Linked DNA regions of Homo sapiens: region 1 is linked to region 2. The links are chromatin contacts, found by Hi-C or POLR2A ChIA-PET in ENCODE. All regions are on one chromosome and are shown on one strand. The core of a region is the stretch at or near the end of the contact, and the rest is flanking DNA. Distances in the headings are between cores, read along the strand shown.

What was found. A loop is a pair of places that touch in the nucleus more often than their neighbours do. ChIA-PET counts read pairs that join two places held with the same protein, here RNA polymerase II (POLR2A). Pooled maps may share reads with other maps.
Region 1: a loop to region 2 is called in a map of MCF 10A, with 9 times the contacts of the local background. The contact joins two enhancer-like sites. A Hi-C loop is called at or near these places in 1 of 168 maps with a recorded cell type or tissue (MCF 10A) and 1 of 50 pooled maps. POLR2A ChIA-PET finds 5 or more read pairs at or near these places in 1 of 52 experiments (MCF 10A).

The regions. Positions count from the first base shown.
Region 1 is chr7:42,272,177-42,276,873 of GRCh38, reverse strand. No RefSeq gene overlaps it. Among named protein-coding and RNA genes, the nearest start is that of GLI3, 37 kb to the right of the region's middle. Within about 2 kb of position 3,418, at least 2 of the 41 ENCODE cell types and tissues checked have a DNase peak (open chromatin) inside an H3K27ac peak, as active enhancers do.
Region 2 is chr7:42,492,207-42,496,530 of GRCh38, reverse strand. No RefSeq gene overlaps it. Among named protein-coding and RNA genes, the nearest start is that of LINC01448, 210 kb to the left of the region's middle. RefSeq lists a silencer at 2,627-2,921 and enhancers at 2,627-2,921, 2,523-3,023. Within about 2 kb of position 1,635, at least 16 of the 41 ENCODE cell types and tissues checked have a DNase peak (open chromatin) inside an H3K27ac peak, as active enhancers do.

The DNA of each region.
Region 1 (4,697 bases), core at 2,169-4,668, 220 kb after region 2:
TACCATGAGACCAAAGATAAGAACTATTCTTCTCAATAATAAATCCCTAAAATTTCCTTCCAGTTCTACCAGTTTATGAACTGAAGTCAATTTTTTTATCCTTCTTTTTAACCAGACTTCTTGATTTCTGTCATTGCGGGAAGGAGCACATCGTAGACACCTATTTGTTCCAAAATTTTGACATAGCCACATTTGGGCAAGGGTCCAGGCATATATTCCTTCAAAGAAAAAATATTTTCCAGGACAAAAGTTGACAGTCTTTGGAAATCTAAGGCATTCTAAAAGTATCTTTGTCTTGGGACTCCCAGCAGGCTGAACTGATTCAGATGGTCCCCATTTTAAAGAATGTGAAATGAAAAGGTCATAGAGGCCTTGGGTCTTACACATTAGGAACAAACCACCCACCTACCCTCCTAGTCCTAGAAACAAAATGTTTCTACTGACTTCAAGAAGAGTGACTTTTTCTGCCAAAAGCCGTTTCTGCCTATTTGGGTTTTCAGAGCTAAAAATAGCAAAGATTTTTAAAATATTGTATGTAAGCCACAAATATTATACAATGATCACATCCTGGCCAATTCTCATATCCCATCAGTAGCCTGGTGGGCTGACCATCTTGGCTCTGGTTTTATAAATGGCCAAAAACTTGTGTGTGCCTCAGTTCCTGCCTATATAGAAGTATCTAATTCCAGAAAGTTAATACAGGTGATTAAATAGTGGTTGCCTTTCACTCCCACAAAATGCAACCATCTGGATACCTATTACATGAGAAAGATTACTGAACAGAGAGTTCTAGAGTTGAATCTCACTTTCTTACTTACTGAGCATTTGCTTTTTCCACATTATGTAACCTCTCAGAGATCTGGTTTCCTTAGTGCTTGGCACCTGAATTGTCAGTATCAGTAATTGTATGAATGAACAAAGGAATGAATGAAGAATGACTCTTAGCTCCCCCTACCTATCAGGATTTTGGCAAGTACCATTTCAGAAATGATGGGTCAAAATGTTTGCAAACTGAAAAATATCATAAAAAATGTAAGATGTGGTTATTGTTAAAATCAATAATAATAACAGTAGTAATCTAACACTGATTATGTAAGCAAAAAGAGCCTTATTTCGTGCAATCAAACACTTCCTCAGAATCCATGTGGTTGATTTCCTATATTATATTCATAAAAGAATCAATATTTTTAAGAGTTTTTACTTACACAAAATCTAAACACACTTAGAATATGCTTTTCTGTTGGTTTGTTTTGGTTTGGTTTTTGAGTCAGGGTCAGGCTCTGTCACTTGGGCTGGAGTGCAGTGGCATGATCACAGTTCACTGTAGCCTCAACCTCCTGGGCTCAAGCAATCCTCCCACCTCAGCCTTCTGAGTAACTGGGACCACAGGCAGTGGCCACCACACATGGCTAATTTTTTTTTTTTTTCAGCATCAGGGTTTTGCTATGTTGCCCAGGCTGGTCTCAAACTCCTGGGCTCAAGCAATCCTCCCGACTCAACCTCCCAAAGTGCTGGGATTGCAGGTGTGAGCCACCACGCTTGGCCTAGAATATGCTTTAAAACTTAATTCTTTATACAGTAGTAGTTTTTTATTCACATCAGAAGCATCAGTTTAGAAAGCTTAGCAAGATGACCAGAGAAAAAGTGAAAGGTGAGAATTGATGCACTGACAGTGAGAAAGAGGACTGGGGAAAAAAACTATTAAAACTTCTGGATTAAAGGACTAGATTGTGATTATGTAATGTAGATGCAAGTATCCCACTCTTAGAAAACCCTATGGGTATCACTTTATTACAGCGTTTTGCAACAACTGATATTAATAGTGATGACAAAGGCCACATAATTAGTATGAGTACCTGCTAGTTAAAAGCCAAAGAAATGATTAGTGCACATCTTTGGAACAATTTCCAGTAAAAAAAAGGTTCTTAAAAATTTTGGTGCTTTAAAGAGCAATTCTCTATTTGTGGTCCAGGAATATTACATCATTCTATATTTCATTCCTCATGGGTCAAGTTTTCTCTGCCTTAAAGGTTGGTACTAACTCCAAGCAAAACCTTTCTTTGTCTTCCCTCCCAAATTGAGGACACATCAGCTCAAGGGTTCTCCAAGCATAGTTCTGGGGACCTGCTAACAGACCTTCTCAGAGATATGAAAGTCCACTTGTGAGTTCTTTTTGGTGGCTGACTCATAATTCCATAGAACCTTACCACTTAGAGCTATTTTTTATAACTTCCTAATTGAGATATTAAATATAACTAAAATTTGATAATTTATGGACTAAAATTAGCAAGTTCTTTGAGTTTACTGAGAATTCTAAATTAGTATCTTTTTTAAATACAGCAGCCACACAAGGCTCTAACTTTACAAATACTCTACTGTGCATACACATACAGACTGGAAACTTTCCATTTGGGGGGACCAGGTACTTTGTTATTAATTTTTCCTTTTCGCTATCTTAAATTCATTGTAATTTGTAATTGCTCCCATTTTTTGCTTTTTTAAGTATAAATTACTTCTTGACCTGATCATGTTGTGAGTTGATTGGTTATTCCCACAGCGTGGTGAGACAGCTAGATCAGCAATTTTTCTGACATAAAACTTCAAATTACTGGCCTTTACCACATACATATTTTGCAATTCAAGCATGACTCACTTTCTATTACTAATACGTATATGGAAAATCATCCCACTTTTTGTTTCGTACAATGCCTGTGCATTTGCGTTGTTTATACCATGAAGTTAACTGTAATAACATTACTGGACTATTTTTTAAGTTTACAGAACACAATTTCATAATATAAAACCTTGCATAGAAGTTAATAATTTCACAGTAAATATTAAGCAATTCATATATGCTTCTACCAAGTTTATTTGTGTATTTTATCCTTCCTTCTTTGTTACCCCAAAGTTATTTTCTACTGAAGAGTAATAATGGGAGTTAGGGACAGGGAGGCTTTTGCCTACTTCAGAACGCTGAGATTAGGGCTGTGGGGGAAGGGGAGAACAGAGTCTTTAACCAAAAAACAAAACAAAACAAAAATGCCAGGGAGCCTTAAAAGGTAGTTCTCTAAGTTACCAAAATCATATTGTTCTCCAGAATATATCATTATAACTAAAACAGTGTTGCACATGGAGACCCATCCAAATTATGTTTGCCCATGAGCTCCATAAAGAAGCCAAATATGTGTGACTCTGTTGCCCTGCAACAGGCATCTCCTGACTCCTCTGGCTGGTCATCTCACTATGCAGAGGCAGATTTACATCCAGATCATTTTAATCAGACCAAGGTTCTCCGTTGGCCAAGGAAGTGTGGGAATGTCATTCCCCAGAATGCTGTGCATGGCTTCCTCCCCACCCTGGAGGCAGATTCTAGCTCCTTGCCTCTGTGTTCTAGACTGAGTCACAGGCATCCTCTCAGGCATCCTTGCTCCCTCTTGCTGCTTTTAGTTGCAGTGCACTGCTTTCTGCCTCATGTTTCATTCTCAGCTTTGTCTCTTTATCTTTGACATTATTAACAAAGCAAAACACCTTTCTCTTCGATTCATAACCTTAACTTGGGCCTGTATGTACCTTGAAGATCTTCCCTGGATAGTCCACTTAGCAGGTGGTTTAATCCACTTTTTAACACCTCCAGCAAAAGATCTGTTTTGTGGGTAAGGGGAATTGCTTCTAGTTGGGCTCTGGTAGTAAGTGCAAGAGCCACCAGTCCTGGGGCCGATTCTCTGACATGTGAATCACCATCACCAGCATAAATAAAAGCCTATCCTGTTAAGTATCTGCTTGAATACAATGTACCACTGCTAGTCTGGTTCTCCATTCCTGCTGAGTATCAGGAAACAATGTAGAAGCCTATGGCAGGGAAGGGCACCCACAGAGTAAAGTGATGGCCCCCAGGTTCTCTGGTTGAGTCAAATCATGGCTCTGAGTCAGGGGTCATAGAGTGGAGAAGAGTTTAAATGTCTTTCATCCTTACTTCCATCAATTTTATGAGCCAGAATGCTGTGTCTTAACAAGGTGGTGGGTGGGCAAGCTACCAGTTCTCTTTCTTCCATCTATCTCCACTAATCTTAACAGTTTGTGAAAATTCCTCAAAGATTCTGTCAGCTAATTTTTTTTGAGAATTATTTGTGTTTCTGCATCAAGTTTAGTGAGAAGTTATAAAAGGTCACGACTTTTTAAAGTATGTTTAACAAAGTATTTAAATTGAAAACAGGGACCTCCAATTTTAAAATAAATTTTTGACATTTTTCTCCCACAGTTCTATCACACTGACCAGAAAAAAAAAATTAGGCAGCTCTGAAAACGAGGATCACAGGCAACATTTTGGAAAGTTCTTAGATGTATTCCTAAAAATTACTACCAAGCATATTTAGTTGTGGCTGGATTGAAATGCAGAACAAGTTTGTACATGCTTTGCCCTTCAAAATATACGATTTCCCTTTACAACAAAGTAGGTAGGACGAAGGTTCAAACTTCCCTCACTGTCTACTTCTAGCTGGGACATATGTGTTCTGTAACTGATGGGAAAAAGAGAAAAAGGAAATGTGTATAGCCATTACTGCCGAGGCACTGATTTCTGACACACATATTTATGCTCATCAGATCCATTCAGTGCTCCACGAGTTATCGGCATTCCCTTTTTACATTTGTTTAGAGGTTCCAGTTCAATGGAGAAGCAGATCTGTTTCATGGGCGGA
Region 2 (4,324 bases), core at 386-2,885:
CACGTGAACTGGGGAATATATTGTGAGTTCACAAATAAAAATCCAGATATCCTTACCCTCCAGATTGGAAATTAGCCTTCTGCCCCAGGTAATGGCTGTGAAACATGTTACTTGCTTGAGCTCAGAACACCAAGCCTATGTGTGGCTAGATACAGACCCTGAGTCGGAGCTGTGTGTGTAGTATAAACCTTAAGAAGATGCACTTACATAAAACATCACTGGGAGCCGATGAAATCCACAGGACCAGGCACAGGCAAGTGTGAAAACAATCCATTAGGAGGTCCTTATAACCCAAGGCACAAGATGCAAGATGAATTCATAGTCAAAAATTATAAAGCTTTTGAAGAAGTTCAACATCATAACAGTCTACAGACTCAACTAATGAGGGAATTTACATTTTAGGAGTTAGAAATAATGGAGCAATCTAAAAGAGATCTAAATATACCTGTTTGAAATGTCCTATGGAAGAAATAGCATGATAAAAATAAAAACAGAGTTTATGAAAGAAGAGTCAGTGGATTTTTTTTTCCAGTAGAAACGCTGAAAAAAATACAGTCACTGAGAAAAAATTCTAAAAAAAAAAAGTTGTAATCAATGGTTTTTAACCTTGGTTACGCATCATAGTTATTGATGTCCATCTCCTGACCCACACCGATTAAACCAGAAATTCTAGGGGTGGGACCAGGCATTGATATTTTGTTAATCTGCCAGGTGATTCTAAGCTACAGCCCCTATGTGAGGTACTCTGTTAACATATTAGACATAACTGAAGAGAGAAGTATTAACAACAGCAACAACAAAACTAGACATAGCCTGAGACAGAAAAGAGGAGAAAAAAAAGAGAATGACAAGATGATAAACAAACAAGTTAAGAAACATGAAGGATGTAATAAGAAAAGTCTGATTCATACACATAATATGCATTCCAGAAGGAGAGAATAGAGAGAATTGTGGAGGAGAATTCGTCAAACAGAAAATGGTTACATCTTTTCCAAAAATGATGCAATATATCAAAAGCTCCATTGGATGCTGAGTAGATAAATAAAAATAATCCAGACCTAGACACATGATAGGGAAATGTAAAGAGGAAATGCTGGAAGTAGGTGTGGGTGGAGGGCAATGAGGCATCTCTAATACTGATGTAATTGTTGCAAGAAAAAAATTAAAATGTAGTTGTAGTATCGGAGCCTATTCTAATGTGCACTCATGCGCAAAGTAATGCAAGGTTGCTTAGTGAATACTGACTACATGCCATGTGCTGTCCTAAGAACTGGCAGACAGAAAGATAAATAAGACATGGTGGAAGAACTCCAGGGAAGAGGAGAAAGGCATGTATACAACCATGGTGGATCGTATTAATAGCACCAATACTTCAAACCTCCCTGTGTCCAGTGATTTTTTTTGTGACTTTACAGTTCTTTCCAGAGTTTATTCTCCCATTGCCTTAAAAATTGGCTGACCTTGAACTTTCTTTAGACTAGAATTCACTGGACTTGATGGTAAGTTAATTCTGAGACTAGGTCTCAAGAGACCGCGAGTATTTCTGCTGTGCTTCTGCTTTACTCTGATGACATGCCCAGGCTAGCCTGCTGGAGGATGAGAGGCGTGGGAAGCAGAGATCAGTCACCCCGGTCACCCCAGCCAACAGCCAGCCATGAATGTAGGTGATCTCAGCCAAGATCAGTAGAGCCAACCATCCTACATGTCTGATGAACAAGTGGCTATTATTGCAGGCCATACAGATGCCATTGATACGCCAGCTCCCCATAATTCAATGTGACGGAGCACACAGAAACAATCAGCAGGAAAATAACTCCAAATTTTAATTTTTTTCCCCCTAAACCATATTACACTTGTTTCCTTGGTTTCACAAAGTTCCAGCTTGTTCCGTCTGGTAAATGTGTTGGTGGCAAAAGCTGTGAGACATGGTGGCAGATGAAATCTCTTGCCCTTAAATAGCTGTCAGCTCAAAACTATAAACAGTAAATACTGTGAAGCCTGTCTTAAACCGCAGCCCAAGGGAGCCGCAGAAATTGGATGCCTCATAGAAATGATCTTTAAGTAAAGGTTGAATACAATAGCCTTGGGGATATTTTCAAATGGTGGCTCCAGACAGAGTTGTCTGATGGGAAGCGTTCGCCAGGCTGGGCTTCCTGGAGTTTGCCTGCTCTGAGACACATAATGAAAAAGAGAGCTTCAGGGTTCATCAGGGGATGGCACAGAGGCTAGGAAAATCCAAAGTATTTTATAATGTCCAGGTAAATGCTCTACTTGTGGATTCATTAATTAGACTTTCAAAGATAAGAGGCCAAATAAAAAGCTGAACTTTTTCCTCAAAGCTTGCCTTCATCTCACTGAGCAACATGCAAAATGCCCCTCACAATAAATCGTTTCCCCTTCCCAGGTAGAGCCACCTGCATTTGGTGTGTGTGATTTGGGGTGTTGAAAGCTAGCCAAAGCAAGCAGGAATGAGAGGACTGGTTAGCAGCTCTGCTCCGCAGTGTGGGAAGTGGTTAGGCTGCAGAGGGGGCACCCTAATGCATGCCTTTTGAAATCAGAGCAGCTTAAGCCCTTGAGAGGGGATGTAGGGACCCTGGGGTCCCAAGGGGAAAGATCTTGCAGCCCTGATAAGAATGGGTGCCTGGCAAGGCTAAGCTGGAATGGGAATCTCCAGGCGTGGAGAGCGTCCACTCTTGCTGTGGTCAGAATCAGAACGGAGAATGCGGAGCATGAGACAGAGGCTTTCCGTAAACACGGCTCATTCTCAGAGCACTTCAGGGCTGGGTTCCCAGAGGGCGGACATTCCTAGAAATGGTGCAGATGCACAGCCCCTCCTTCCAGGGCACCGCCCCCGCAGCCCGGCAGAGCAACCGCAGACATTTATTTTCCTTCTCCGAATAACACCGCCGCGCTGGGTGGAAACGAACCCGAGAGCCCACACTTGGCCAGCGGCCGCGGGGAGTGGGCGCCAGCAGTAGGTCCCTGCTGGGGCTGTCGCTCAGCTTCTCCCTGCGGACCTCGGACACAGCCCCCACCAAGCTGCATGCGTCCCGGCCTCCTCCCTTTCCAAAATCCGGCTGCTCCTGCTGTCAGGCACCTGAGAGGGAGCTTCCCTTAGCCTTGGAATCGCTGCCAAGGGGTCGAGCAGACTTTTCAAATTCTCTCCCCCTCCCCGGAGCCCCCACCTTCACTTAGACATTTGTAGGTCACTATTTGTTTATTTATAATTTATTGATTGATCTTTAAAATTTAATAGGCATTAGAATCACATGACATCATGCTAACAGTTCCTGATGTGAAATCTGTCTGTTTCAAGATTTTATATAAAATATTCCATTATGTTATTACACTTGTAATCTGTAGACTCCCTGCGTTTGCATAGTAGCATCCTCAGCAGGGCGATGCAGACCCGGACTTCTTGTTGAAGAGAGGGAGGAAGCTTCCTCATAAAAGGCCAGACTCTCAGTGGGCTCCGTGTGAATCTGTCTCCACACTCACGGCTGTCTAATACTGCATGCCTCAGCGTTCTCATCTATGAAATGTGAATATTAGTAGTACCTATCTTATAGGATTTGTGCTATCAAAACGTAATCCATATTAAGTAGATAACTCAATGCTTGGCACATAGTGAGTACCCACTGTTAGTATTAGAATTGTTTCTGTAAATACTATTACTACTATTAAAATTTTTCTGAATCAGCTCTTTATTTGTGGATGACATGAAACCTTTTCAGAAGTAATTTAATGTATCTTATTACAAGGCAAATTCTTTTGGTTTTCATATTTTTCTAATAAATACAAGAGAAGCTGACAAAAACAAAATGATAAAGCAAAGAGAAAAGCGAAGGCAGGGAGATCAATTTTAATATCAAATAAAGCAAAGATATTGAGAGAGAGAGATTTTTGTGTTCATTGCAGACAACATTCCCATTCAAGATATAGCAGCAGAAAACAAACAGGCATACTAACAATTTCGTGCTTCTGACTTTGTACTCTTTGTCTAAAAAGTGACTCCTAAAATTGTATAAAATTCAGGGCCACAAATCTGAACTGCACCTGAAAACATGTAAAGCAAAAACTGTTAGGAGTGTAAGAAAATTAACAGCTTCCATATATTTGATTAGAAACAGTTGTAGAAGAATATTTAACAACACAGGAAGATGTTCGTGATATAGTACATACTAAAAGATTAATAACAGTTTCATGTACATATGTCCTGAGGTCAAGGACCAGTTTGCCAAACAGACCAGTTCCCCTTGGAGAGTCACCTTAAAGTCCTAATTAGCCTATTAAAGGCTCTGAGAAATCCAAACACCAAGTTTAA